Regions from separate parts of the Homo sapiens genome. Here region 2 is linked to region 1. A link is an interaction called in ENCODE POLR2A ChIA-PET data of the cell type or tissue named here. Cell type or tissue: A673. All regions are shown on one strand. Each heading gives the region's core, and the rest is flanking DNA. Links, peaks and the distances in the headings are about the cores only.

Region 1 (4,410 bases), core at 75-4,074:
GTTTGAGACCAACCTGGTCAACATAGTAAAACCCCGTCTCTACTAAAAATACAAAAATTAGCTGGGTGTGGTGGCGCGTGCCTGTAATCCCAGCTACTCGGGAGGCTGAGGCAGGAGAATCACTTGAACCTGGGAGGCAGAGGTTGCAGTGAGCCAAGATCTTGCCACTGCACTCCGGCTTGGGTGGCCTAGCAAGACTCTGTCTCTAAATAAATAAATGATCATCAAATGTTGACTTTTCCTACTTGATTAATATCCGCTTTTATCTTTGAGTTTAATTTACTGTTTTTTAGAGTTGTATATTGGACTCATTGATTTTAGCCTCTCCTCTTTTAAAAATATCCATTTTAAGTCTGTAAGTCTTCCTCTAAGCATAGCTTTAGATTTGTTTATACTTTTAGGGGAGTGAAACTATTTTGTATAATACTGTAATGGTGGGTATATGTCACTATATATATGTTCAAACTGATAAAATGTACAACAAGAGTAAACTCTAATGTAAACTATGAACTTTCAGTGATAATTATGTGTTCATGTAACTTTATTGGTTGTAACAAATGGTACCACTGTGGGATGTTGATAGTGGGGCAGGTTGTGCATTTCTGGAGGTAGGGGGAACATGAGAACTCTCAGTACTTTCTGCTCAATTTTTCTGTGAACCTAAAATTGCTCTAAAATATAAAGCTATTAAGTGCATATTTAATATATAAAATATATAATTACATGTATAGTTATTTTTTGACATATATAAAGTTAGCTAGAACTCATCTGGTCATCTGGTTCTGGTGACAATTTTAATAGTAATTAAAATAAAATAGATTTTTCAATAGTAAGAAATGTTACCTTTTATTTCTTTCTATCTGATTTTAAAGTTAATGTGACTTTTTATTGTGAATGCATGATACGTTTTATCAAATGTTTCTGTTGAGAAGATGCTATGGTTTGAACTTAGTTTTTCCCCATAAAAATTATGTCGAGGCTTTGTCCCTAATGTAACAGTGTTGAGAGGTGGTGAGACCTGTAAGAGGCATCTGCGATCCACCTGCATGAAGGGATTAATGCAGTTTTGTGGTAGTGAGTGAGTTCTTGCTCTTTCAAGACTTGATTAGTTACTATGAAAGTGAGTTGTTATGTGAGGCTGCCTCTCGTGTTTGGTCTCCTTGCAGATGTCCAGTTTCCCTTCCACTTGCGCCATGCTATGATACAGCATGAGGCCCTCACCCAGAAGCTGACCAAAAGCAGCTGCCTGATCTTGGACTTCCTGCCTCCAGAACTGTGAGCTAAATAAACCTCTTTTCTTTATAAATTACCTGGTATCAAATATACTGTTATAGCAATAGAAAAAAGACTAAACAAAGAATAATTTTTTTCTCTTTTATTCTTCACTAATATAGGTTAACTACATTGATTTTTTTTAATGTAAACTAATCGAACATCTCTGGAATAAACCCCACTTGGTCATGACATAGTTGTTTTAAATCTCACTGGATTCAATTTGATTCAATATACAAATTTTGTATATTTTTTTACGTTTACATTTATTATTGAAAGTGGTCTGTAGTTTTCTTTTCTTGTAATGTCCTTGCCATATTTTTCTGTCAAGGTTATTCTGTGCTGATAACATGAGTTGATAAGTGTTATCTCTTCTGGAAGTGTTTGTGCAAGTTTGGTAGGATTTTATTTTTAAATGTTTGATAGAATTCACTAGCAAAGCCCAGGGTTTTGTTTGTAGGTATGTCTTTAATTGGTGATTTAATTTTGTTTTTTAGATACAGAAATTTTACATATTTTTATTTCTTTCTGTGTCATTCTTGGTAAGTGTATTTTTTTCTGGAAGTTTGTCCATTTTATCCAAATTGTCCGATTTATTAACAGACAGTAGTTCAGAATATTATTTATATCTTTTTAAATATCCAATATAGTATGGATATGTGTCCCTGCCCAAATCTCATAGTGAATTGTAATCCCCAGTATTGGAGGTAGGGCCTGGTGGGAGGTGATTGGATCATGGGGGTTGATTTCTCATGAATGGTTTAACACCATCCCTGTGGTGCTGTTCTTGCTGTAGTGAGTGACTTCTTGTGAGATCTGAGTGTTTAAAACTGTGGCACCTCACTCCCTCTCTCTCACTCCTACATTCATCAGGTGACATGCAAGCTCCCGCTTTACCTTCTGCCATGATTGTAAGCTTCCAGAGCCCTCCTCAGAAGCAGATGCTGATGTTATGCTTCCTGTACAGCCTTTAGAACCATGAGCCAATTAAACCTCTTTCCTTATAAATTACCCAGTCTCAGTTATTTATTTATAGCAATGCAAGAATGGCCTAATACAATATCCTAGAATCTAGTAGTAGCATCCCTTTTTGAATATCTGACATTGCTAAATATGGCATTCTCTTTGTTCTTGATCAGTCTTATTAGAGGACTTATCTTTTTGTTATCTTCTTAAATAATCAAAATTTTAAGGTTTTTCTGTATTTTATGTTTATTTTCGACCTCATTAATATCTGCTTTCAGCTTTGGGTTTAATTTACTGTTCTTTTTTAGAGTTGTATACTTAGCTCATTGATTTTAGCCACTCTTCTTTTAAAAATATACATTTTATGGCTATACATTTTCCTCTAAGCATAGCTTTAGCTCCGTCCCAAATTAATTCAGTTCAAATAATTTTCTAATTTCCATTGCTATTTCTTCTTTGACCATGAGTTACATAAAAGTACGCTGCTTTAATTTATAAATACTTGAGAATTTTATAGTATTTTTTTGCTATTGATTTCTAGCTTTATTCCCTTCTTTTTTTTTCCTTATTAAGTTACAATGAAATGTTTACTTGTTTTGTCCCCTCAGTCTCCCAGATGTCTGTGTCTCTTTCAGTGTTTCCTGCATTTCCTATGCTTTCTATTCTCCATTCTACTGCCCTATCTTCCAATTCATTAACTTACTCTTTAGCTGAGTCTAATCTACTTTTAAATCTATCTATTGAATTCTTATTTTCAATTATTATATTTTATAGTTCCAGAATTTCAATTATCTATCTATCTATCTATCTATCTATCTACCTATCTATCTATCTATTCTTTTTGAGACAGAATCTTGCTCTGTCGCCCAGGCTGGAGTGCAGTGGTGCAATCTCGGCTCACTGCAGCCTCCACCTCCTGGGTTCAAGTGATTCTCCTGCCTCAGCCTCCTGAGTAGCTGGGACTACAGGCACACGCCACCATGCCTAGCTAATTTTTGTATTTTTAGTAGAGACAGGGTTTCACTATGTTGACCAAGATGGTCTCGATCTCCTGACTTTGTGACCTGCCTGTCTCAGCCTCCCAAAGTGCTGGGATTACAGGAGTGAGCCACCGCGCCCAGCCTCAATTATATTATTTTTGTAGGTTCTAGTTCTTGGTCATAATTTCTATTTTGTTATCTACTTTCCTGACAAATTAATCACAGTTACTTAAAAATTCTTGTTTGTTAACATTTGAGTTACCTATGGGTCTATTTTTATTGTCTGTTTTTCTTCCTTCTTCATTTTATTTCTCAGCATGCTCATTAATTTTTGATGAAATGCTGAACATTTCATGTAAAAACTTTTAGAGACTCTGGGTGCAAACCCAGTGCAAAGTGCTGAGCTAATTTTTTTGGTAGTCCCTTTTTTCTGAGATATAGCCCTTTATGATCCCAGTTGTTTTCTCCCTAGTCCCATGAAATTGCCAAAAGTTCTGCTGGTTTCTCTGGTACCAAGCAGTGGATCTTCTACCTGACTTCTTGTCCTCTTTCTGGGCCTAGAGTTGGCAAACTCCCTAAGAAGAAAAGAAGAAGCAGGCAGATGACGAATTTATATCAGTGAGCTTTTCTTCTCTCCAGGATGATGTCTCTTCAAGTTCTGGTTGCCTTATCACATGTTTGATCTTAGCTGGAAGTGAAAGCCTTTTATTTTATTGATATAACCTTTGCATTAGAATGTTGAATAATATCTAGAAAGATTATTTGTCCTGTAATTGTTTAATTCTAATGAAGTTATTTATAAATGCATATTCAAAAGCACAGATATTGGAATTTGGCTCCTCTAGCAATAATTTCAATACTTTATGGATGTTTCCTTACCCTTAGTCATAAAAGAAAGGTAGATAAAAAGCATAATTTGTTCAACCATTTACACAGAAAAAGAAGACATAATGCTATTAACATAGGGATAATTTCATGTTTCCATAGCAATTTGCTACGAATAAAATCCTAGCTTTTATGTTTATTTCTTACAACACTTATTTGGGAAAGAAGTTAGATGAATTCTGGAATTAGGGTAGAAGATTGTTATGTGCCAAATTAAAAATTAGTAGGAGAGTTTTCTGTCTTGGCACCAGGACTTTTTCACTGTAAAATAATTTTTGAAAAGTTTTTGCAAGGCAGTATCTCCTGG
Region 2 (4,410 bases), core at 152-4,151, 100 kb after region 1:
GTTTAGTTGAATTGGCTACTGATCATACCTCTGTCACCTGTTAGCTCTGTAACTTGTGCTAGTTGTATAAATGAGAATAGTAATTGGTATCTAGCTTTTAGAGTTCTTGTGATGATTACAGAAATTTTTTTAAAAAAGCACTGGTTCAAAATAGGTACTCAATAAATGTAAACCCTCTTCTTAAAAGCAATTATGGTACAGTTCAACCTAACTAGGAAATTGAAATCTGGTCATACATTTAGAAGAAATATTCAGGTAAATATATTTAAGTGATAAAATGGAGAATTTCAGGGAGGGAATCATTTGTTGTACTAAAAACAGACACATTAGAAATATTTCAAATGCCCATTGAACAAATAAAAGGCACCTCTACTCTTACTGCATCTGCCTGTCTGAATTCTTGGTTAATCATATTTAATTAAAACATTTAAACCTGTTCCTTAGAAATACATTCCTAAAACTAAAAAGAATGCACTGGTATCAGAGTAGGTAAAGTATATAGATGTAATGGACAATTATTGTCTAAATCACAAAAGTAGGTAGATCTGTTGATATAAAACATTTATCTTGCATTCTTTAAGTTAGACTTTATGGGGTTTATTATTATTATTATTGAGACAGAGTCTCACTCTGTCGCCAGGCTGGAGTGCAGTGGCATGATCTCTGCTCATTGCAACCTCCGCCTCTCAAGTTCAAGCGATTCTCCTGCCTCAGCCTCCTGAGTAGCTGGGACTACAAGTGTGCGCCACCATGCCCAGCTAATTTTTGTATTTTTAGTAGAGACGGGGTTTCACCGTGTTGGCCAGGATGGTCTCGATCTCTTGACCTCATGATGCACCTGCCTCAACCTTCCAAAGTGCTGGGATTACAGGCGTGAGCCACCACACCCAGAAAGTTAGACTTTTAAAGTAGGTTCATATTTAGAGTTACTGGATAAAATGTAAGACAACCAGTTAAATTTGAATTTTGGATAAACAATGAATATTTTCTCAGTATAAGCGTGGGGCATACTTATACTAAATTATTATTATTTATTTGAAATTCAAATTTAACTGGATGTTCTATATTTCTATTTGCTAAGTATGGCAACCCAACTCATATTTTCAACTCTTATTTATACGTGTTATGATTATATTATGAATTATCCTACTATAAAACCAACTCCCTTTACTTATAGTTGATCTCAGCAAATTTTTACATATCATTTCTGACTTATTTCTTGAGACATTTTTTCTTTATATGTAAAAGAAATGGTGACGTTAAAATTCTAGGAGAAACCTGAAGCTAACTACTCTATGAGAAACAGCTTCTACAAACTGCATAATGGATTTCAAGTTGCATTCACATTGCTCTATTTTAATAAGTACGAGCAAAAGATCTCTAAAAGCAGAAGATAGCTGATATCATCAAATTCTACTACATGGCACTACAAAGGAGAGAGAAGGAACAATCAATTCAGAAGTTATGAAAGGCTGTCCCTTGGTAAGCTGCATATACGGTGTGGGAAGGCTCCCGTGTATGTAGCAGTATAATGAAGCTACAAGAGGGAGAGACTATGCTTTCAGTTTTATTCATATAATGCACAAGAATTTTGAATTCATTTCTTTGGAGGGTAAGCACCTTAAATCACCCATGTAACATCAGCTTTATTGTTCAGTGTTATAGAACAGAAGAAATAGGAAAGGGTTTGAAGAATTAAACGAATATACAGAAAACTTGTTTGTACACGTGCCTTCTGTTTTAACAGTAAATCACTAACTTTTTAGACCTGAAACTGCTTGCTAACACTTAGTTCCGGGGGAAAAATGAGAGCAAAAGAGAAAATTTCCCCCAGATTGGAACAGAAAATAATGTTGAAGCAAATAGAACGCTATATACTTCTGACAGTTCAAATGATACATAAGTACACAGGCTGACAAGGGCTGTGTTGTCCCTGCAGTTCACTTCGCTCAACTCTGCATGGTTCTGTAGGACAATGAAATTCAATGCACTTAGAATTTAAAAAAAAAAAAAAAAAAGCAGAAGAAGAAGAAGGAGAAAAAGAAAAAAGTGAGCTCAGATTCTTTTAAAAGCATTTCTATGAGAAAACAGATCATTTACATGCCAAAAGCACTTTTAATGTGACATATTTAGCACATGTATTATTTAGAACGAAAGCTGCTTGAACTTAGTGAATTCTAAAGTCTATAAAATGGCACCCCACTGAGCAGAAAGGTAGCTGTTCTCTGTTATGTGATTATTTTGAATAATAGACTTGTACGTAACTTTTTACGAAATTAAAGGTATGACATTTACTTTCGTTTAGCCCCATAAATTGCACTTTAGAATATAAAGAATGGGCTGATGTATGAATTTGTTGTTCCTTCAAACAGTTTAACTGATTTTTAAAGAACAGTTTTGTGTTTCATCTATCGAGTAACACATCAAACAGTTATCTTAGTAGAATCTTAGTAGACTTAATGAGACTCCTGTATCACTTAACTCTTCCAAGAAATGTTCAGGGACCTGTAAAACGAGAGAGGCGGACACTAGGTTTGTTTTGTTTTCTGCTTTCACTGGAGCCCAAACCCGGGTTAAGGAGTACCAACTCAGCTCCAGGAGTAGTTGGGTGCTGAAGGGAGCATGGCTTCTCATTAGCCGTTGCATGGTGGGACAATGGTATATAACTCCAATTCCTTTGGAGAAGAAAATTGGAATTGCAAATCTTATATGATTTTGGACGTACTCTCCAGACATCCAATTTTACAAGATGACCCTTTCATCAGAGCCTACTGTTTGACTTCTAGGGATCACTGAGAAAATACTTGTTTCTTTGAGTGTGACTGAGGACAAAATAACCAGATCTTGAAAAATTATTATAGAGATCTGTTGAAAAAGGTCTGCGTTCTCGGCTCTTCCTCATTTATGATAATTTTGCTTTGGATGCAGAGATATTGATGAATTAAGTTGAATACACACATGTATACACACAGAAACACCCATATTGGGCTGAATCTCTGTGATGTGGCTGGCCAGAACTCTATGAAGAAGTGACTCTCCAGGTAGAATCCTCAGAAATGGCTTAAGGTACAGATAAATTCAGGACGGTGCATGTGTTTACCAAAGACAGTCCAGTATGCATTGGACCTCTGTGAATTTAAAGAAGTGAATGATTAGCTAGGTGGTGTTAGGGTAAAAGTGTGGTGTTTGTATGCAGACCATTTAGAGATTTCCATTTTTAAACCTCTTCTCTCTTCCCCACTTCCTTCACCCCCTCCAGAGATTTCAATGATAGTGTTTAAATTTGCTTCAGGCTTTAAACTTGGCATTCGGAAAATCAGCTCAGCAACTCTTGAGTAATTTATCTGGGTTTCCAGAAAGTCTCTCTAGTTCCGTTTAAAGATAGAGACACTTGATTGGAAAACAAAGTGCTGTGGCAAAGTCACAGATTTGCTGCGAGTCCACATAGCTCTACAAACAGGGTGTTTGTTTCTTTAAGGAAATGTTGCTTTGGCTAATCCTGACAAGGTGCTTTTCTCTCTCTTTTTTGTTTTTTGATTTTCTGAGTTAAAAGAAGCAAGATTTTGAGTATTAATAAAATTAGCCCTTATAAAAAGGAAGATTTTTGCTATTTGTATACCCTTGTCTATATTGCTATTACAACAGCTTTGTTCAGAGAGAGATGGAACTAAAAGTGGATCTGCAGCCCAAAAGGTGCAATTATGGTCATTGAAGCCAATAGCATAATTATGTATATAGCGTATATATTTATCAGATATGTGCAGCCATTTTGAACTCTTTATGTATTATCATTACCACTTTGCAGCTTTCTTGAAACAATTTTGAACATCATCTAAGCAAAAATCACTGAGAAGGTTAAATGCTAAAAACATACTTTTAAATTACATTAGGGTTATGGCGTAAAGCCAAGAAAATCACAGAATTTTTGTCCTATCGCTGTTCTCTATTTCCTTGAGATTAATTAACATCAGAAATTTAATTAATTCTTTTTGTAGTCAGCAATCTTTTGTTCTTATTTTGAGGAATATGATTCAAGAAGATAGAAGGACTTAAACAAAAACTTTCAAACTCTACTAGGAATTTATGTTTACTTCTTTATGTGCAGTATTAATTTCCATTTCCAGAATAAACACCTCTCCACCTGGGATAGTGACAACTTTTCATTTTTAAACCAAAAATTTTGCATTCTTTGAAGTCTAGTTTATTTCACACCTTTCCAGGGCTCTCTTTAATGCAAGCAGGCAGGACCCCTAATCTTCCCATTTTGCTGCAATCCAACAGTTACTAATATTCACATATATGTGTTGGTGAAAAGGAACGTTTCTCTTAGCAAGCATGAGGCAAGGTTTTAATTTGTAGCTGATAATTTGCTACTGGAAGCTTACCCTGATTAGTCTTCTTACTGCACCA

The links. ChIA-PET counts read pairs that join two places held together with the same protein. Peaks named below come from ENCODE experiments on the same cell type or tissue, not always from the same donor. Only the 100,000 strongest peaks of a DNase experiment are listed, where the experiment ranks them.
Region 2: POLR2A ChIA-PET joins it to region 1 with 7 read pairs; 2 of 35 experiments call an interaction of 5 or more read pairs at or near these places.

What each region holds. Positions count from the first base shown.
Region 1 is chr15:37,838,282-37,842,691 of GRCh38, reverse strand. No RefSeq gene overlaps it. Among named protein-coding and RNA genes, the nearest start is that of TMCO5A, 94 kb to the left of the region's middle. In A673, for the core only: no CTCF peak of the experiment used is centred there; no DNase peak of the experiment used is centred there.
Region 2 is chr15:37,738,466-37,742,875 of GRCh38, reverse strand. No RefSeq gene overlaps it. Among named protein-coding and RNA genes, the nearest start is that of TMCO5A, 190 kb to the left of the region's middle. In A673, for the core only: no CTCF peak of the experiment used is centred there; no DNase peak of the experiment used is centred there; H3K27ac peaks cover 843 bases.